Linked DNA regions of Homo sapiens: region 2 is linked to region 1. The links are chromatin loops, found by intact Hi-C in ENCODE. Cell type or tissue: HepG2. All regions are shown on one strand. Each heading gives the region's core, and the rest is flanking DNA. Links, peaks and the distances in the headings are about the cores only.

Region 1 (10,841 bases), core at 1,000-8,999:
AGATAAAGTTTTTAAATGCAGATAAAATGTGGTTTTATATATGTAAAGTTATAATAGGGACTTTGAGGAATCATTTTACAGTGTTAAACCTGACTCATTTTAAATTCAATTCTTTTGTACCAGAAGAGCTGGTTAGGCCTGTGTTTCCTGGTTCCCACAGTCTTCCAGGCTCAATCCATCTTTACCCAAAATTTTTATACACCCAGTGAAAACTTGCTTTTGCAATATCTATATATTTAACTTTTAATAATTGTAGGATAAATTGCTTTTCTACTTTTCTTCTTTGTAGAAAAAAAGTCAACTAGCATGGGCAATAGTAGCTTGAACTCTGCCTCTGACAGATTGAGTACTTTGGAGATGGTTATTGTCAAGTTTTTTTGGTCTTAAATAAATAAAAAGCTTAACAATTTGTCATTTGATGCTTTTAAGTACATCAAATGGGGTTGGATGAACGTAAGTAGAGGAGTAATTTTCAGTTTTATATTTTCAATTATCAATGCTTGATTAAAGTGAGCAAATACTAAATAAATGCATAAAAGTGCTTACTAAATAAATGGAAACAAAAAGTGGCTCTAATAAAAATGTTGCAATATTTTCTCATCAATAATTGAAAAGACAAATGATTCCAAGTTCATTCATTCATTTGATGTTTAATTTGTGCATCCAACTGTCCATCCATCCGTCCATCCGTCCATCCATCCATCCATCCATCTTTCTACCCACGCCTTCTTTTAAAAAATACTTTTTAAACACCTTCTCTGGTATGGCATGTAAGAGGATTTTAAAACAAAACAAAACATTACATAAAACACCAATGGCATCTCCAAGAAGGTAAACATCAACAGCCTAGTTATAATTCTTGGAGTGGATATTTTGGGGTAATATTTCTCAAGAAAAAAGTCATAAAGTTGATTTATACAAGCCAAAGTAAATTATCTTGGAAATTAAAATTAGAGATAGAAATTTGTATTTCATGGCCTTACCCTGGAGGATCTCAATTTAATAGATTTGCATACATAGTTATTAACTGTGAGTTCTTGATCAAATTATTTTTTTCAGTGTTGGATTCCTCATCTATCAGAGAGAGATAATGAAACCTACTTCTCAAACTCATCAGGAATATTAAAATATTATACTTGAAAGCCTTTGTAATTCTACAGTGTAGTACAGTTCTGAGGTCACTTTTACAGGTATTTCTTTCTTCCTTTTATTTTTCGAAACAAGGTATCACTCTGTTGCCCATTCGGGCATGCAGTGGTGTAATCATAGCTCACTGCAGCCCCCACCTCCTGGGCTCGGGTGATCTGGGACTACTGGCATGCACCACCACACCCAGCTAATTTTTTGTATATTTTGTAGAGACAGGGTTTCTTCATGTTGCCCAGGCTGGTCTTGAACTCCTGGGATCAAGCAATCCACCTGCCTTGGCCTCCCAAAGTGTTGGGATTACAGGTATGAGCCATCACACCCAGGCAAATTTTTGATGTTTTGTAGAGACAAGGTCTCATTATGTTGCCCAGGCTGGTCTCAAATTTCTGGATGCAAGTGAACCTCCCACCTCGGCCTCCCAAAGTGCTGGGATTACAGGTGTAAGCCACCATGCCCAGCCTACAGGTATTTCAGTGAGGTAAAAACACATTTTCAGAAGTACACAAGGCTTTTCCTTATTTTGTGCAACCATTGTGTTTGCACGATGGTTAATGATATTTTGTTCTAATGTAAAATCAGTCAATGTTGGTAAGCCAAGATAAATCCATATCTAAATATTTGGTCTAGTTGATTCTAGCATAGGAAGGAGTGCTGGAATTGAGGAAGGGTGGACAGAAGAGAAGGAAACTGCTGCAATGTGGGGTGAGAAAACAGGAGTGGGAAGTGAGAGATGGTGTGGAGTGGTAGCTGTACAGAGCTGGCCTTACCATAGATTGTTTTATGCTGGCGATCATTCTGGGGCTGATTCTCTCAATCAACCTGAGGACCCATGGAAATTTTGAAAGTACACATTAAAATTCTAGAATGTTAATTCTAGAAGAGAATGCACCATTATACATTCCAACCCTTTCATTTTTGGATGAGGAAATGATAGCAGAGATGTTAAGTGACTTGCCCAAAGTCACATAGTGAGTGGCAGGAATATATGATAATTTGACAGTTGTTTTGACATGGGACCATTTTAGAGTCCTAAAAAATGAGTTATTGAACTTTTATCTGTTCTTAGTTTTAACTAATGCGTGCAACAGACTTGAGTGTCATCCTCTATATAACTAAATCACCTTAGTGTTAGGCTCAAGGAGGGGGCTGGGGTGGGTGAGGCACAGACACTTGCTGCCAGAGCATGTGTAACCAGCAGTCCTTTGTTCACCATACCTGCTTCAATCATTGTTAGGAAACCTAACAATGTCTATTACAGGTAAGACAGGTGATGGTGGGAGGGATATTTGGACCACAATGTGCTGATTCCCATCTTCACTTCAAACTGCTCAGAAAGCCGTGATTCAATTTCATAATTTCTCTCATTGCTGGGTGTGGTGGCTCATGCCTATAATTCCAGCATTTTGGGAGGCCGGGGTGGGAGGATTGCTTGAGCTCGGGAGTTCAAGGGCAGCCTGGGCAACATAGTGAGACCCTGTCTCTACAACAAATAAAAAAAGTAGCCGGGTGTGGTGGCATACACCTGTAGTCTCAGCTACCTGGGAGGCTGAGGCTGGAGGATTGCTTGAGCCCATGAGGTCAAGGCTGAAGTGAGCCATGATTATACCATCCCACTCCAGTCTGGGTGACAGATTGAGACTCTGTCTCAGATAATAATAATTATTATTATAATTATAAATTATCTCAGTACTTTGTATCACACACTACACTTAAAACTATCAAATACCTCTATAATGTTAGTTTTGGACAACATTTTTGCAAAACTTTAAAACTGTATCTTCCGCCGGGCACAGGTGGTTCATGCCTGCAATCTCAGCACTTTGGGAGGTCAAGGCAGGAGGATTGCTTAAGCTCAGAAGTTCAAGACCAGCCTGGGCAACATGGCAAAACCCTGTCTCTACAGAAAAAAAAAAAAAAGCACCAAAAATCAGCCAGGTGTGGTAGCACGCACCTGTAGTCCCAGCTACTCAGGAGGCTGAGACAGAAGGATCACTTGAGCCTGGGAGGTGGAGGTTGCAGTGAGCTGAGATGGCATCACTTCTCTCCAGCCTGGGTGACAGAGTGAGACTGTCTCAAAAAAAAAAAAAAGTATCTTCATTGCCTTAAAAATTACAAAGGTAATAGATATATGGAAATTCCAAACAACATAAAAATGAGTAAAGCAGAAAAAGCCTTGAAATGAGGCAAGTTTAGGAAAGGATAAGAGTCAGAGATATCTATAATAAAAAACCACTGATGACACTTTGATGGAGGTCAAGTGTTCTGTCTCAGTAGTCCTAGGGCAGGGGCCACAGCTGTCCAGCTTTCTAACTTGCATTAGGACTCATGTCACTGCCTTACTGCTTCTTGGGTTAGCTATATAGGTATTTCCCATACAAGCCTCTGTCCTCCCTTGTGTAAAGAGCCCCAGGACAGCAGGATGGTTCAGTGGAAAAAGGTCAAGGTAAGTATCAGGCCCAGGTTCAAACCTTGCTCTGCACTGAGTAGGTCACTGAGCTTTCCAGTTTGTTTCTTCATTTGCACCTGTGGATAAAAACCACAAGGATTAGACAGCTAGCTTTGGTAGTAAGGAGTTCAGTAAGTGGAAGCTATTATGATTACCACCCTCAGGTAGTTCTAGTTTGAACTTCAGGACCTCAAAAATAGTAACTCAGATTTTCAGACGTCAGCATAGGCAGCTCCAGGGGAAGTTCCTATGGACAAACCTTAATGAGCTCAGAAAGCTGGTTTTGCATGCCGGAGCAACCAACAACAGACAAGTTGCCTTCATGGGCCTTTGAAATCTGTTACAAAGTTGAGCAACCATCCCAAAAAGAAACATTGAAGATTTAGTTTTCAAAAGCATCGTTCATCTCAGAAGAGTGCTTGTATCGCCTATTCTACCAAACAGGATGTTGTTATGTAAACTTCAGGATCTATTGAGAAACTCTCCAAGTGGGAAGTCCCTGGCCTCGTGGGAAAAGAGAGTAATTGTATTAACTAATTAGCAAAGGATCACTTCACACATATCAGGCAATACTATTTAGAGAAAGGATTATTTAACTCAGACTAATACGGGAGTTTTCACACTCCTAGGTATATATTTTATGCCTCAAAGATCCTCTGCAGCAAAAGTATTGCAGTCCTGGAGGGCACTTGTTAATATTAAAAACAAATGAAAACAACTCAGATCAATCTAATTGTTATTATCCAGTAGTTTTGTTTAGAAGAGTCACAGAAGTAGGCATTTAGATTGTCAAAACAAAAGTTCATAGAACAGGGTAGATAATTTAAACATGTGCTATCTTAGTCTCTCCTAGATTAGATTTTCATTGCCTACATGTTTGCCTACATGTTTGCATATCAGCAATGCCATCATAAATGTCTGAATCAACGTGGCTGAAAGAAACACCACTAAGATTGAACTGAAGACTCCTAGAAGAAAACAGATAACAGCAGAAATAGCCCTGAGAGATCAAATTGCTTTTTATTCCATGGACATCATGATTTGACACAGAAAGGTTAGAAAATACAAATATATATCACTGAGTTCAAATTTAGTTTGTGTTTATCTTTCTTTTGCTAAATTATCTTTGCTCAGCTGTTGAGCCTATAGTGCCTCATTATTAACAGAAGGTGAAAGCTGGCCTGGGGTGCCAGTTACAAACCATAACAGAGAAGCTGTTTTTCTCAGATATTTCAGTGTTGTTTTTTAATCATGTAAGTGGCTGGTGCATACATTTTCCCTTACCTTTAATCACATGAACAAACTAAAATAACTTCTAAATTCCAAGTCTGTTGCTGTTTGCTAGAAAAGGTATACATTTCCCCAGGAGGGAAAAAGGAGTCTAGAAGAAAGGAAAAAAGAATCTAGAAGAAAAAAATATGCAAAATAAATGTCAGGCTTGCAAACACTGGGTTTATGCTAATGGAGCCAATGCACATTAAAGGTCATTGTTTTCGTGTCCATTTCCCTGAGGGTAGATATCTGCTAAGGATGCTGTCAGAGTGGGTCCAGCATTTGATGAGAGGTTGTGCTACGATCATACTTCCTCACTTTAAGGACTTTCACACACTCATGTGTTGGGATTGACCGGAAACCATATACAAGTAATTTATTTCTAAAAATCAAGGATTGAAGCCAGGGAGTAGTTAATTTAAAAATAAAGATTTGAGATTACCCTTATAATGCCCCTTAAAGTCACTCATGTGAATTTCAATATTCTTTCTTAAGTGAAGGGAAAGAGGTGAAGTTGCATTCTATTAAATGTCACAGGCATATATAGCACTAGAAAACATGACCTGTGTTTTTTTTTTTGTTTTTTTTTGGTGAGAAAATGTCTGAAAATACTGAGTTGTGTGATTTCTAAGGTTTCTATGATTCTATAATTCTGTCAAAAGCATTTTTAAAAACAAGCTCCGAAAAAGGCATCCAATTTGTATTTCTTGTCTTTACCCTGTGGTTCAGATATATCAATAGTTAGCCATAAGTGGCTGTTTATCAATATAAAATAAAGCAACTGGTTTCACAAGTAGTTGGTTGGTCTTACCCATTTTCCCATAAAATCGCATAGTTCAAATAAAAGATGAAGTTTGGTTAATTTAGCTTTTACTTCAATTCCGAGTTTGTAGAGTGTTACACCGCCACCCTGTGGACATAAGTTTTTCAGCTTCTAGCAAGGCTTTTTTTCATTTTTTTTTTCTTTCTTTGAGACAGGGTCTTGCTTCCGTCACCCAGGCTGGAGTGAAGTGGTGCCATCTCTGCTTAGTGCAAACTCTGCCTTCTGGGCTCAAGTGATCCTGTCATCTCAGCCTCCCAAGAAGCTGGGGCTACAGGCCCGTGCCACAACCCCAGCTAATTTTTGTATTTTTTGTAGAGATGGGGGTTTTGCCGTGTTGGCTGGACTGGTCTGAAATTCTTGGGCTCAAGCGATCCACCCACCCCAGCCTCCCAAATGTTGGAATTACAGGTGTGAGGCACTGTGCCCGGTCCCAACAAGGCCTTTGAATATGTAACTAGTATTCCACTTAAAAAATATGCAAGGCAAATAGCCTCATCGATTGTAACTCTAAAATGAGTATATATGAAAATGTTAGGCATTGTTCACTAAAAATTAAAAATAATTGTTTCCTGTTAAATGAAAGTATGGAAAATGATGGTTACTGCATAAGTCAGTTTCTTTAAATATAACCATACCTTTACCAGAAACCAAAAAACATCCCAGGAAATAGACTTTCTAGAATTGTCTTCTGAGCTAAATTCCAGTCTAGGATGATCAACTGTTCCATTTTTCCTGGGACAAAGTTTTCCCAGGACTTTAAGGCTAAAAATGGGAAAGTTGTTGGTAAACTGGGCAGAGTTTCTACATATGACACACATATGGCTCTTTTGCCCAGGGATTTTAGCCTTTTTTGCTTCTAGCAATTTGTTACAGACTTATGGGAGCTCACAGTAACCCTTAGGGTAAAAGGAAAGTCTGATGAATTAAAAGTGAATGGATCTAATGTTATTAGCAATATTATTTATTATAGTCAAAAAGTGAGAACAATCCAAATGTTTGTCAACTGCTAAGTGGGTGAAGAAAATGTGGCATATTCATATAATAGAGTATTATTCAGAAATAAAATGGAATGAAGTACTGACACACGCTACAACCTGGATAAACCCTGAAGACATTGTGCTAAGTAAAGAAGCCAGACACAAAAGACCACATATTGTATGATTCATTTATATGAAATGTCCAGAGTTGGCAGTAAAGACAAAGTAGATTAGTGGTTACCAGGGACTGTCGGGAGGGGGAATGAGGAGCGGCTGTTAATGGGTCGGGGTTTCTTTTTTTTTGGGTGATGAAAATGCTCTGGAATTCGATAGCAGTGCTGGTTGCACAACTGTAAATATACTAAAAGCCTCTGAATAGCACGCTTTAAATAGGTGAACTGTATGGTATATGAATTATATCACAATAAAGCTGTTTAAAAATAAAGTAAATAGATCCTTGGTGTCATGTTTTCATTGCAGCAGACTGTCAGCAAAAGGGATGATGAGTAGAAAGGCAGTATATGAAAAACTAGTTTATTCCTCAACATTTCCATGATTAATTACTTTCAGGTCTATAGACTATAGAATCAATTAACTTGGAAATGATTTAAGAGAGTAAGGAAGCCATGAATTTCAGATGCAATGTTTGGCTATATAGAGATTTGGAGATGTAGTGTCAGACACATCTGGGTTTTACCTCTGGCTCAATCAATCAAGCGTCAGTTTCCTCGTCTGTAAAACAGATTTCATAATTGTGCTCACTGAATTGAGCATTAAGGATTAAAGGAGTGGGGATCTTGAGCGATCTGGTTGGCCTTCCAAGGCAGGATTACTGTGACTGTTGTGCGTGCACACTCTCCTTTTCCTATTATTGCTGTTGTTTCCTGTTTTTGCCAGGTACAGACCAAGTGCTGAGTCTGGGTGAAGGAGAGAAAGCTTCTCCTCTCAGGCGATGCTGGCTCTTTGTCCCTTGGAGAGTGGCTCTGGTCTGGCTATGTTGATAAATTCCACAGAGCTGCTATTCATCAGAAATTCAAATCAGCAGATTGTTACTGGGAGAGCTTTCTACCCTAATCTCCCTGGAAAGGCAGGGTTTCAGGCGTCCTGGATCGCAAGCAGCTCCTGAGGTGGGATGAGGGACAGGATGTGATGTTTTCAAGAACCTTCTTTCTGAAGGACTTGCTCCTTTCTTCTTAGACCACTTGTTCTTCCTTCATCTTTGTTTTCTTCCAGTTAGCCGTTAGGCATCATTTTATTTCATGATGCACAGCACCTCTCTTGTCCTATATTTAAAGCAGGCATTCTCTAGTGCTCCAAAGCATGGGCATTTAGCAAAGGCTTTAAGTTTGAGCAGCAAGCCATTTCAGTTGCTTTCTTTTAGATCATTCCTATTTTTCTCTGTATCATCAAATCATCTCTTCTTATTTAAATTTTTTATTTTTATTTTTTTGATACATGGTCTCCCTCTGTCACCCAGACTGGAGTCCAGTGGTGCGATCATGGCTCACTGCAGTCTCAACCTCTTGGACTCAAACGTTCCTCCCACCTAAGCTTCCCAAGTAGCTAGGACTACAAGCATGCACCCACCATGACAGACTAGTTTTTTAAATATTCTGTTCAGATGAGGTTTTGCCATGTTGGCCAGGCTGGCTTTGAACTACTGGGCTCAAGTGATCCTGCTGCCTTAGCCTTCCAAAGTGCTGAGATTACAGGCGTGAGCCACCATGCCTGGAAAATCATCTCTTCTTTACCTTCCTTGGGCTTCATAAGCCAGGATGCCAGTGCCTCTAAGGTGCTGGTTATCACAGTACTGGCACATAGGATGTGCCTGTTGAATGCTTGCTTGAGGTGGGCAAACTGTTTAATTTATAATAATCAGCCTTTGGGGTGAAGACAGAATTCTGTGCAGTATTTTTCAAGTCCCACATCACTGCCTTTTTCTGTTCTTCTGGATGTTTTCCTCCCTCAGTATTCCCCTCATCCAGAGTCTCTGAGGGGGTGACTTTGTGGGAGGAATAAAATGGAATGTTTTTAAAGTGACTTAGCATGGCTTAACTATGATACCTCAAAATTGGCATCACCGTACCACTCATTTTTTGTTGCACTTGAACCAAAAGAGTTATACGAAGTTACAAATGTTAGGGGAGTTTGGGCCAAGCATTTCTGGAGAGGAGTTTCTGTGTGGGAGAACAGTCATAGTCTTAAATGGCTGAATCAATTTCAGGAGGAGAGAAGCAAGAAGGGCTTCTGGCCACTACTGTCTAGCCTAACGCTCAGGGAGGGAAGGGGGTGGCAGTGCAAAATTTGGAAATATTCCTTGTTCCTCCTTCCACAGGTCAGAAGGAAGTCATGCAGAACTCACCTGCAAGGGATCCAGAGAGCTCGACAGGCGGCTGAATTTAATTTCACAGAAGAATGAAGAAAACTCAGGAGAATAGAAAATTAACCTAAGATCAAAGGAGGTGAGGGAAATTGCCAAACTTGTATTTCTAGTAGGGACCATTTTTGGAATTTGTTGTTGTGTTTAACTTTGAGAAATATCTATGAAACCCAATGAAATACATTTAAAAAGTTAGCAGAACTTAAGGAGTTTCTTTTAAAAGTAAAAATTTACATTAGTAGCTGATTATACACACACACACACACACACACACACCACCTAAAACCACAATGTATGGTTTATTAATGTATTTATTTGATAAATATGTATTGAATGGTTATTGAATTGGATCATATAAAATTAACTTTTTTTTTTTTTTTTGAGACAGGGTCTCTCACTCTGCCACCCAGGCTGGAGTACAGTGGGATGATCACAGCTCACTGTAGCCTTGATTTCCTGGGCTCAAGTAATCCTCCTGTTTCAGCCTCCCAAGTAGCTATGACCACAGGCATGCACCACCATGCCTTGCTAATGTTTTCTGTTTTTTCTAGAGACAGGGTCTTGCTATGTTGCCCAAGCTGGTCTCGAATTCCTCAGCTTAAGTTATCCACCTGCCTCTGCCTCCAAAAGTGCTGGGATTACAGGCATGAGCCATTGCACACAGCCTAAAACTGACTTTTTTTAAGGTCAAGATGTTGGTCTATCGGCCATTTCACATGGTTGAACCTATCAGCCAAAATTGTTGTTCAAGGAATCAGCAGTGAAACCTTCTCTAATCTCAGGGGATTTACAATCTAGGGTGAAATAAATCCTTTAAATAAATAATCAAAAAGTTATATAAGACAATAAAATAATTATAAGTGTGGCAACTGTAGGCAAAAAGAGCATGCAAGGAGCCCTGAGACCATACAATGAAGAAACAACTTAGTCTTTGGGGTTGGAAAAGGTGCCCCTGGGGAAATGATGTGAGGGATGGGTGGGATGAATCTGCTGGGGAGGGGGGTGGGCTTTCCAGGCAGTGGAGATTTATGGGAAAGGCTCACGGGGGGAGGGAAGGACCAGAAGGAGTCTGGCTGGTTGGAGGGTGATGTAAGAGAAGAAGGTCAGAGAGGGAGAGGGTGACCAGGTGGGCTGAGGAAGTCCTTGTACACCACATCAACTTTAGGGATTTCAGAGATTGTTCTAAGGAAAATGGAAAGGCAGCAAAATTTTTTTTTTTTTTTTGAGGCAGAGTCTCTCTCTGTCGCCCAGGCTGGAGTGCAGTGGTGCCGTCTCGGCTCACTGCAAGCTCTGCCTCCCGGGTTCAGGCCGTTCTCCTGCCTCAACTCAGCCTCCCGAGTAGCTGGGACTACAGGCGCCCGCCACCACGCCCGGCTAATTTTTTGTATTTTTAGTAGAGACGGGGTTTCACCATGTTAGCCAGGATGGTCTCGATCTCCTGACCTCGTGATCTGCCTGCCTCAGCCTCCCAAAGTGCTGGGATTACATGCGTTAGCCACGAAAATGTTTTAAGAAGGGGAAGAACTGATCTTTACACAGTGTGTTGGTATAGAATTAGATCTGGTAGACTGCCATGTTGAAATTTCCAAGTGTTGCAGTAAGATCTGAAGAGAATGAAGTGTCCAGAGTTTGAGTTGGTGTCCAGCAACTCAAGTCTTGGAAGAGGAAAACAATGTGTACCTGTCCTTCTAGATAAGAGTATTCACTCCTGATGAGGCCAGTGCTTGTCCTGGGGACCACAGGCCAGCTATCTTAACACAGCTCTCACAACTGGGTCTCTTGAGACCCATTTCC
Region 2 (10,841 bases), core at 1,996-9,995, 1.1 Mb before region 1:
AAGTCCAATAAAGAGTTCTAACAGATTTAGTGATAGTAAAATGCTCATGTTTACTTCCTGTTAGTAACTGTTATTCCTGCTGTGAGGTTAATAATTAAGCAAAATGCAGTAGTAATTGAGATTCTCTCTCTGACATTCCACCCTGAGGGTGCTACAGTATATAGTTCTACTGCAAATAGCAGAGTGAGTATAGCAATTCCTGCAAGGTTGGAGTAGTAAATAATTTCCACCAAAAAGAAGTTCTGATATTTGGCTCAAAAGGAGAGGTAGAAATGACAAAAAGTATTTGTTGAGGTAGGGGTGAGACTGAATAAGATGATTAGTTCTCATATAGTTACTTATCTTTTATGATTTTCAGCTTAAGATCTTCCATTTCTTCACATTGCTATTCAGGACGTTCCTCTGGGCTGTTGGGGGTTGCTCCCTCAGCTCTCCAGGCTTTGACTTGAGTGTGATGTTTCCAGGAGTCGGTCGATTCCTGTACCTTTTATTGTTGGGGGAGTTGGAAGAAGAACAGTGTGAGGCCCTTCCTAGGTTGGGCTTAGGAAGGGAGAGAGAGAGGAGGATCCTTTACCAGTACCAAATCTCCTGGGTTAAATAGAGGTGGTCCAATTTCCTGGGATTGGGTTTTCGCTAATTGTGCTAATTCCTGTTGGAAGTGAGCCAGAGAGGTTACATGCTTAACTAGCTCAGAGGTTTCCCGATCTAATAGAAAAATCATTGGTAAGGAAAGTGTGTCCATACAGCATTTCAAAAAAGCTAAGACCTAATTTTCAAGGGGTATCTCTTATTCGTAGTAAGGCCGTGGGAGGAAGAGTGACCCAAGGAAGGTGAGTTTCTTGGGACAATTTTCTGGTGTGTCTCTTGGTAATATCATTAGTTTTCTCTACCTTTCCTGAGGATTAGGGTCTCTAAGCCCAATGGAGATGATATTCTATGCCTAGTGCTTTTGAGATCCCTTGTGTGACAGCTGCCTTAAATGAGGGCCCATTGTCACTTTGAAGGTACTTGGATAGATGAAAGCAGGGAGTTATTTCATTAACTAATACTTTTATTACCTCAGAGGCTTTTTCTGTACAACATGGAAATGCTTCTACCCAGTTAGTGAAGGTATCTACCCATACAGCAGGTATTGAATGCCCTTTGTCTTTGGCATGTGGGTGAAGTTTACCTGCCACTCCTCCCTTGGGTATCTTTTTGTTCTTTGGGTTTGAGGAGGAAGGAGTCGCCTGTTCAGGGGATTATTTTTAAGACAGACTTCACAAGCATGAACAACTTGCTTGATTGTTTTTAGTAAGTTCTTTCCTGAAAACAATCTCTGGGCACATTGATAAGTTTTATCCTCTCCCAAGTGAAAAGCTTGGTGAAGCACTTTAAGGACTTTCCATTGGCTGGAGGCCGTCAAGGGGAGTTTGCCATCTTGTGACTGTAGCCATCCTGAGGGCTGAAATGTATACCCTCGAGAAGTGGCCCATCCTATTTCTGTGGGGGAGTACTGAGGTTTAATTTCTCTCATGGAGCCTTCCCAGATTAGAGGGGTTTGAAGTGTGTTGTCTTGAGCCTTCCTTGCTGCTGACTTAGCTGCCTGATCAGCTAATCTGTTTCCTTTGGCTACCTCATCTGTTCCCTTTTGATGTCTCCTACAATGCATCACTGCTATTTCTCATGGAAGAAAAACTGAGGATAATAACCTGTTAATTTCCTGGAGGTATTTATAGGAGATCCATCGGTGGTAAGAAAATGCCTTTCGTTCCAAATGGCAGCATGAGCATGGAGAACCAGGAAAGCATATTTGGAGTCTGTGTAAATGTTAGCTACCTTTCCTTTGCTTAATTCAATTGCTTCTGTAAGAGCGATTAGCTCAGCTAATTGAGCGCTTGTGCCTGGAGGGAGTGACACACTTTCAGTGATGTCATGTAGAGTGACTACTGTGTATCCTGCCTTACAGATTCCTTGTTCTACAAAAGAGCTCCCATCTGTCAAGAGGGTCCAGTCTGGGTTCTCTAGGGGAGTTTCCTTGAGATCTTCCCTGGCTGCATAGGTCTGTACTATGATTTGTTCATAGTCATGCTCAGATTCCCCAGTTTCCTCCTGGTGGAAGGCGGCTGGATTTAGGTGAGAACAATTCTTTAATTGGATGTTGGAACCCTTTAACAGCAGGGCCTGATATTTAAGAAGTCAGCTATCTGTTAGCCAAAGGCTCCCCCAAAAGTGCAGTAGTCCTGCCACGTTAGGTGGGGCATAAATAGTTAAATCATTTTCCAGAGTTAATTTGGAGGCTTCTGGGACCAACAGAGCCACTGAGGCAATGGCGGGGAGGCATGCTGGCCATCCTTTAGCCACCAACTCAAGTTCCTTACTTAGGCAACCCACTGGCTGTTGGCCTGGTCTTTGGGCCTGTGTTAATACTCCCAGGGCCATTCCCTTCTTTTCTGATACATACAGATTGAAGTCCTTCCCTATAGGAAGGGTGAAAGTTGGTGCCTTAAGCAAGGCTTGCTTTAGCTGGTCAAAGGCCTTTTGAGCTTCAGATTCCCAGGTTAAAAGATGAGTTTTAGTTCCTTGAGTTTATTTTATGAGGTTATATCATGGACAGCCTATTTCACCATACCCAGGTATCCATAGTCTACAAAATCCTGTAATGCCCCAAAATCCTCTGAGTTGCTTGAGGGTTTTGGGGAGGGGAAAGGAAGAAATATTCTCAACTCCCTCCTTCCCTAATGCTCTGGTCCCCTCAGACAGCACTAAGCCTAGGTGTACTTCACTGAGGTTTTGCAGAGCTGGGCCTTGGGTTTTGAAACTTTATATTCTCTGTTAGCTAACATATTGAGAAGAGCTTCAGTGCCTTCCTGAAAAGCATCCTCAGTTGGGGCACATAGCAGAATATCATCAACATACTGCAAGACCTTAACTTAAGGTTGAGAGAACTCAGAGAGGTCTTGTGACAGTGCCTGTCCAAACAGATGAGGACTATTTCAAAATCCCTGAGGCAGCACCGTCAGTGTTAACTGGGCGTCTGGCTGGAGGAATATTTGAAGGCAAACCGGTATTGACAGTCAGGATGTAACGGTGTACAGAAAAAGGCATCCTTTAAATCTAGGACTGTAAACCATTTAGTTCCCTCAGGTATTTGAGTTAACAGGGTATAGGGATTAGGGACCACTGGATGGATTGGAACTACAGCTTCATTAATGAGGCGAAGGTCCTGAACCAGGCTTCATTCCCCATTGGGTTTCTGTGCTCCTAATATTGGGGTGTTGCAGGGGCTATTACAGGGTTTGAGGAGGCCCTGCATCTTTAGGTTATTAATAATGGCTTCTAGCCCTTTCCTAGCCACTGGCCTTAGGGATAATATCTCTGGTTAGGAAAAGAAGTGGGATCCTTAAGATAGATCTGGACTGGCGTAGTGGTTATAGCTCAACCTATTCTTCCTTAAGTTGCCCACACTTCCACATTAATGTTAGCTTCCATCAGGGGGAGATAGAGTTTGTCCTGGGGCTGTAAAGATGCTGCAGGCCCCCATGCAAGCTAGAATATATCTACCTAATAAAGGAGTGGGACTTTCAGGCGTGATTAAAAAGGCATGTTTAAATAGTAAGTCTCCCCATCTGCAAAAGGGGTTGAGAAAAATATTGGGTTAGAGTTTTTCGTGATACACCCCTTATGGTTGTGCTCTGGGAAGAGGGGAGGCCTGAATTAGAGAGGAGGAGCAAGAGACTGGCTTCAGTATCCAGAAGGAGATCTACCTTCCTTCCTTCAATTTCCAGAATCACTCAGGGTTCCTGTGCTGTAATGGCAGTCTGAGTCGCTGGAGCCGGGGGTTTAAGCCTCGGGACCCGTCAGTCCTGCTGGACCATCTATGAGACTGGTTCTGAACCCAGCGACCTCTGCCTCTGGGGGCAGATCCATCTCCAGTGGTCTCCGCCACAGGCTGGACAGGGTCAAGGTGGCTTCGTCTTGCTGCCTGGGCATTCCCTCTTAAAATGCCCTGACTTGCCACATTGATAACAGCTAGCAGATGCACCTCAGGGATCCTGGACTTTACAAGCGTGCAATGCTGCTACTAGAGCCTCTGTTCTTCACTTATATTTCCTTTCCTTTTCTTGGGCCTCCTCCTGATCTGTATTGTAAATGACTGAAGTGGCTATTCTCAGGAGGTTCTCTAGGGTGCTATCTGGTCCTATAGCTTGTTTCTGTAGTTTCTTTCCAATATCGGGAGCTGACTGTGTAATAAACTTGTCCTTCAGGATTAGCTGTCCCTCGACTGAATCATGATAAAGAGGTGTGTTTTATTAGTGCCTCTCTTAGCCTTTCCATAAAGGCTGTGGGATTCTCATCTGGTCTATCATAGATAGTTTAGAGTAATCGAGAGGTTTGGCCCTGGTCTTCCATAGGCCCTCTAACATAGACCTTAAGAAGTGCTTCCTTTTCCATTCATTTCCTGCGTTATTGGGGTTCCAATCAGGGTTGTCCGCTGGAACTGCTTCCCTTCCTAGTGGGAATGGAGTTTCCACTTCTTCCTTACCTTCCTTGTCTCCTCTTTTTCTCCTTGGTCTGCTACAGGAGGCATGTTGCTTATATCCATATTTTTCTGCTGCCTGTGGAACTGCTGGCTTTTCAGCCCCAGTGAGGGTCTGACTTAGCAGCAACATAACATCCCTCTATGTGAGATCAAACACCTGAGTTAAATTTTGGAAAATTTCTATATACTTATCGGAGTCATCAGAAAATTGGGCCAAGTCTCTGTTTATTTGCTTAAGGTCCTGTAATGAGAAGGAAACTTGAACCCTCATGGCACCATTCCTATCAGCCATTTCCTGCAGAGGTAAGAATGAAGCGGGGAGAGTAGGATATACTGGAGATAGTGGAGCTGGAGGAGCTGATAGTATGATTGGAGGGGGACTGGAAGGATTGGGACATTCAATAGCTGTTTCAGATTGCTCCTCTGGAACCTGCTTTAGCTCTGGGGAACGATTCCCTGTGGCCGCTAAAAGAACTGGGTCAATTGTACAGAACTTGTAAAGGTCTGGGCTGTTTCACAGGGCAAAGAAAGTCTGTACATAGGGGATCTCAGTCCATTTGCCCTTCTGTTTGGAGAAAAGATCTAACTGTTGGATAATATTAAAATCAAGGCTCCCCGCAGCGGGCCAGGTTTATCTGTCCCCAAGATAGTAAGAAGGCTATGCTCTTGTGCAATAGAATATGAGTCACTTTTTTTTCAAAGTCTCAGGGTTGAAGGAGTCCCAGTGCTTTAAAATACATTCCAGAGGAGTGCATGCTGAAGACGATCTGTTGGCCATCTAGAAAGAGAAGTGAGAATAAAAGTGTCCTTTTAGTCTCCTTCCTTTTGGTGTATGACTCAGGGTGGAGAAGAAAACAGTAGGGGGCATTCCTCTAACTAGTCTCCCTCCCTGGTTCCTGGGTCCCGGCACCCAGTTAAATGTGCCGCCTGTGGCTGTAGGTGTGACCCTCCAAGCCATGGCACCAGAGAAACTAGACTTTTGAGGCCTAGTCACACTTACCCAAGTAGTCCCAGTCCTCTGCTTGTTATTTCCCTTTGACCTCCTAGACTTGTGTGACCTGTGTACCTCCCTAAAAAAAAATGGATCTCAGGGAAAACTGTGTAATTGGGGAAGGCCCCTTTAATGGAGGGGTTATGCTAGATTGAACTCTATATCCTGCTATTATGGCCCATGCTAAAGCATTTACCCTTAGAAAAATGGTTTCAGTTAACTTCCAGACTTAAAATCCCCTTACTAATTAAGTACTGTCTCTGTTGGAGACAGAATAGGTGACTTAAAGAAATGTAGGAACCAAATGGCTGTTTTCCTGCTGATGGGACAATATTGAGACTAAAATTTGGCTATGGAAGACATTTAATTTCTAACTGTTGAAAGCAGAATTTTCCCATTCCTGGAAGAGGCTTAGAGCCTGATTTCTAGCAGTGCAAAAGGAAGCTGCAGTGTTAGCATTAAAAAAAGTGCCTCATGTAGAGGATTTCTGTTTCCTCTAGGTGGCACTGTTGGCTTAGAAATACTGTGTGCTCCTCAGACAAGCGGTAGAGAGACCTGGAAATGCCGTGTGCTCTCCAGACCAAGGGGCTGAGAGAGAGAGGCTCACTGTCCCGGAGGAACCCTCTGTTCAGGAGATTGCAATGGCATTCTTGAGTTAAACTCCCGGTTACTAAATTCCCACACAGTTGACACATACACACAGAGTAAGAGACCACAGATAGAAAAGGAAGGAAAGTTTCATGACCGGATAGCTGAGGATTCTCTGCCAGCACCTGAAATGGGCTGTTGGAGGCTGGGTCTGGTCCAGAGGTCTTTGAGTCACACCAGGGTGTGCCCTGCCCAGAGATGCTCAGTTGCCTCAGAACTTTTCCCAGCCTTGCGCAACGGCGAGGTCTCCCCATGAAAGGAAGCTGATTCGAAATACGGCCAACATTCCCAATCACCTGTGGGTATTGGGGGGTTCTCCATGTTCTCACCAGCAAGCCTCACATCTGAGTCTTTAGAACAGCAGCCAACGATAAGTGTAGCTAACCAGCAGACAGATAGATGCCTTTTGATTGATTTGATTTGATTTTAAAATAGAGGCCAAGAGCACCTCAGAATGATAGAACAGATTTTAAGCTCGCTTGTATAATCACCACTTCAGTGAATGTTGTACCTCGGATTCCCGGCCAGTGCACCAAAATGATACGACTCTGATGACTGGAGGGGAATACCAGGGTCCTTTTCTCACGCCAGTTTAAATACGACGACATGGATATACGTGGAGTGGTTTTAAGGAGCGGAGAGAGTTTAATAAATCGGCAAGAAAGAAGGAAGGGGCTCCCCCATACAGAGACAGAGGGAGGGGGCTCCAAGCTGAGAGAGGGAACCCTGAGTGCAGCAGAAAACAGCCATTTATATTAGGAGGCTGGAGGAGCTGGTGTCTGATTTGCATAGAGTCCAGGGGATTGGGTTGACCAGGTATGTCATTCATGTAGCCCACAAAAATCTGGTCCTCCCACCCTAGCCTTTTAATATGCAAATGCAGGGCACCATGATGTTCTACACACGTGGGGATATGTGGGGGTGGCCATGATGCTAGGCACTTGTAGTGACAAGAAGAAGGTGGGAATTGCCATATTGAGTGGACCCAGTTTCTAATGGCTGGCATTTGCATATCAAAGCTTGCTGGCCCGCCCTTCAGGCCATTTTTCTGCTATGCAAGAAATGTATCTGGAGCTGCCTTAAAAGAAAAGAAACTTGCCAAGGACCCCTTGTCTTCTCTATCTGCCTAAAATAATTTCTTAATAACTCCTATAACATAGGGAGATTATTGACTCCATATCTCTCCAAACAGTGCAGGTAGATTAAGGACCAGATTATCATTTATTATCTGTCCTATCATAAAGTAATAGTTTTATTTCTAAGAAACTTTGTGTTTTCAAAACTTACATCCCATGATAGTTTGATTTGTAAAAATTTTTGTAGGAGAGAAGTAACACTTACAGCTCTCTACAGGTCAACTGCCTGATGAGACTTAATCTTAAGTTGAAACTAGTGTGAGATGTCCAGAAAATAGTAGAGTTGAATGAAATTTTAAAAGGCAGGCAAGAAAAAAATTCTAATTTTTTTTGGTAAATGTAAAAAGTCACTGTTTTTTTTTTTTTCTGACCAGCTTCCCGCCCGTCCCCACCCCTTGACCAAATTGGAAAATATTTTATTTTGAATTGTTGACCTCTTTGAACCATACATCAAATTGTCCTTTAAATTGGCAGTAATCTGGCTAGAGATCAGAATGCCTGTTTTTTTGTTTTTTGATTTTTAAAAACAGCTTTTCAGCCAGGCGTGGTGGCTCACACCTGTAATCCCAACACTATGGGAAGCCAAGGCAGGCAGATTGCTTGAGCCTAAGAGTTCAAGACCAGCCTTGGTATCATGGTGAAACAATGTCTCTACAATAAATACAAATATTAGCTGGGTGTTGTGGCACATGCCTGTAGTCCCAGCTACTTGGGGGGCTGAGATGGGAGTATTTCTAGAGCTTGGGAGGTTGGGGCTACAGTGAGCCAAGATCACACCATTGCACACCAGCCTGGGTGACAGAGTGAGACTTTGTCTCAAAAAAACTCAAACAAAAAACCAGTGTTAGAAACAAGTGCTCGGTGCCGCAAAGAAGAACTAGCACTCAGGCAAAAAGTTTTCTCAGCAAGGCAATTTACTTCTACAGAAGGGTGCTGCCTGCATCAGTCACGCTCGCGAGAGCACACCGAACAAAAGAGAGGATTTTTATTTATTTATTTTTTTTGAGATGGAGTCTTGCCCGGTCACCAGGCTGGAGTGCAGTGGCGCGGTCTCGGCTCATGGCAACGTCCGCCTCCTGGGTTCAAGTCATTCTCCTGCCTCAGCCTCCTGAGTAGCTGGGATTACAGGCGCCCACCACCACGCCCAGCTAATTTTTGTATTTTTAGTAGAGACAAGTTTCACCATGTTGGCTGGGATGGTCTCAATCTCCTGACCTCGTGATCCGCCCGCCTCAGCCTCCCAAAGTGCTGGGATTACAGGCGTGAGCCACCGCTCCCGGCCAAAGGGTTTTTATTCCTAACACAGTTCCTGTTTCTGTGTCCTTTCCCCATTGGCTAGGGTTGGACCAAACAATCTAAATTAACCCAATTGGCTAAGACTTAAACCTTTCTAAATATGGTGAACACGCAGTTTGCTAAGAGAGGAGGGGAGGGAGAGACTGTCTGTTGCTAAGGTGGGAAGAGTTGCCTACAGAATAAGTTTAAGGGGTGTTTGGACATGTCTGGGTGTGACAGAGATGTTTACGGAGTAAGAGGTTTGCTAGTTACAGATTAAGCTGAGGAACAAGTGCTCGTTACAGATCAAGCAGGAAGGGCTGTGTACAGAGCAAGAGACCAAGGGAACTTTGAAGAGGAACTTACTGTCCTTAACAGTTTCCCTCTCTTGATTTTATAGTTCTTCCCCTTCAAATTTCTTTAACATATTTTAGATTTGTTGTTCCTCTTGGTCATTTAGGAGTACGAACTTATGTGAGTAGGGCAGGGGAGAATCATGAGGGGTTTTGGTGAAGGCTTTTTCTATAAGCCTTTGCACTAATCCACGAATACAAGGTATGATGCAGCAACCTACAAGAATGAGTACACCTATAATAATTGCAAGGGGAGTAAAGGTTATGAGTCCCTTCCATTTTCTAAACCATTTTTCCGTGAGACTAGAGAAGAATTCTAGAATTCTATTTTAGAATTTTTGGCTAATTCATTTGCTAGGGTGTTAAGGCTCTGTAAGCATTGGGCCCCAATTATGACACAGACCCCACCTTTTTCAGCTAATATTTTGTTCAGGGCTATTCTGTTTTCCCAGGCCATCTGGCTGGTAGAACTTAATTGTTCAGCTGTTCCTTTAATGGCATTCCTAGTATAACTGACAAACTGCTGTTGATTATGGTAAATGTAATTTATCCAGTTTACATTTTTCTTTATAGTTACCCACGAGAACAATACAGATTCAAATCCTGCAGCGATTTGATTTTGGGCTTTAAATTCATTTGGCACCCCTTGTGGAACTCTGATGGCATCTATATAAATGTGAGGGTCAAAGGACCCGTGGGGGGTACTTCTTTTTTCACGATTGTCCTTTTTGCTTAGTTGATGAAATGCCAGAGTGAAAGGGATTGCCAATTGGATTAGAGCGCAAGTGCCGCTCCAGTTACTTGGCAGAGTATCCAATAGTGGTCCACTGCAATACCACCATACATCTGCTTGGGGATGAACAAGGGCAGACTGATTGGTTAGCTGTTGAAAAGGCTTAGATTCACTGCATCCCATTAGACTCCCAAGGAATGCCAAATTTTCCCCTTGCCGTGAGAGACACGAGGTGAAATTGATATTTGTAGTACGGGGTTGGATAGCCCTCAGGGGCCGACCTGCAGGGCTTTTCACTTCTAGGAATAGCAGCAAGAGGGTTTGACATGCCTTACTGCCCCAGGCTGTGGGATTTTGGAAGAGGGCTACCATACAGTTCATGCCCGGTTGATCAGAGGATCAATCAAGTGGAAAGGGGACAGTTTGGGTTTCTGGCCTACCTGTCGCACAAGCGTAACAATCGCTTTTGTTTAGCGTGCAGATGGAATATTTAATCTATTCCAGCCAGGCATTTGCATCTTGGTACCGTGTTTCAATGGCTATGGTTTGCTTTAGATCTTTAATTTTTACAATGGATAAGTACTGGATTGCAATGATTAGATTGACAGTCAGAAGGGGTGGCCCCTTTGGTGAAGTGTAGGTATGGTTTTAGGGCAGTGCCCTAAAACTGCCCACTGAGACCATAACCCCCAATTGCCTAACTCTTCCTCTGAGGATTCCCCCCATATGCAAGACACAGGAGTATTAACTCTTTCCACAGAGGGGCAGAAGTACTTTTCTGTACAAGCTAACTGTCTTTGACTTTGGAGATCTCCACAAGGTAAGACTAGACAAGCATAGTTACATTAACAGTAAGATATCCTTGAGTAGCTAAGGGGAGAAGAAAAAGACAAACCCGTTTGAATGTTAGTTTTGAGGCTGTTGGTCCTGGAGTGATGGTCCATGACTTTGCCAGAGGTGGGGCCTTCTTCACTTGTGTGGTGGGTTCACCCTTTTTCGGCTTTCCGGAGTGCTATTTCAGTTGTTAGGAGTACCAGGTAAGGTCCTTCCCAGGTGGGTTTGAGCTTTCCCTCTTTCCAACCTTTGACAAGGATGTAATCTCGCTAGGAGGCCTTGAGTCCTGAGGGAGGAAAGAGACAGACAGGCTAAGGTCTTTTTGAGGGGGGCAGTTTGGATTCTTGGT

The links. A loop is a pair of places that touch in the nucleus more often than their neighbours do. Peaks named below come from ENCODE experiments on the same cell type or tissue, not always from the same donor. Only the 100,000 strongest peaks of a DNase experiment are listed, where the experiment ranks them.
Region 2: it touches region 1 in a loop (5-fold over the local background); 2 of 110 quality-filtered maps call a loop at or near these places.

Annotation. Positions count from the first base shown.
Region 1 is chr6:117,444,973-117,455,813 of GRCh38, reverse strand. No RefSeq gene overlaps it. Among named protein-coding and RNA genes, the nearest start is that of ROS1, 24 kb to the right of the region's middle. In HepG2, for the core only: a CTCF peak has its summit at 5,777 (motif pointing left); a DNase peak (open chromatin) is centred at 5,773; H3K27me3 peaks cover 1,557 bases.
Region 2 is chr6:118,576,188-118,587,028 of GRCh38, reverse strand. The region is part of intron 2 of CEP85L (centrosomal protein 85L); the gene reads left to right. It overlaps LOC107986524 (a long non-coding RNA gene), which reads right to left. Exons shown (of 5, transcript XR_002956384.2): 4 at 10,554-10,778; 5 at 4,731-5,300. Among named protein-coding and RNA genes, the nearest start is that of PLN, 33 kb to the right of the region's middle. In HepG2, for the core only: a CTCF peak has its summit at 6,021 (motif pointing right); a DNase peak (open chromatin) is centred at 6,018.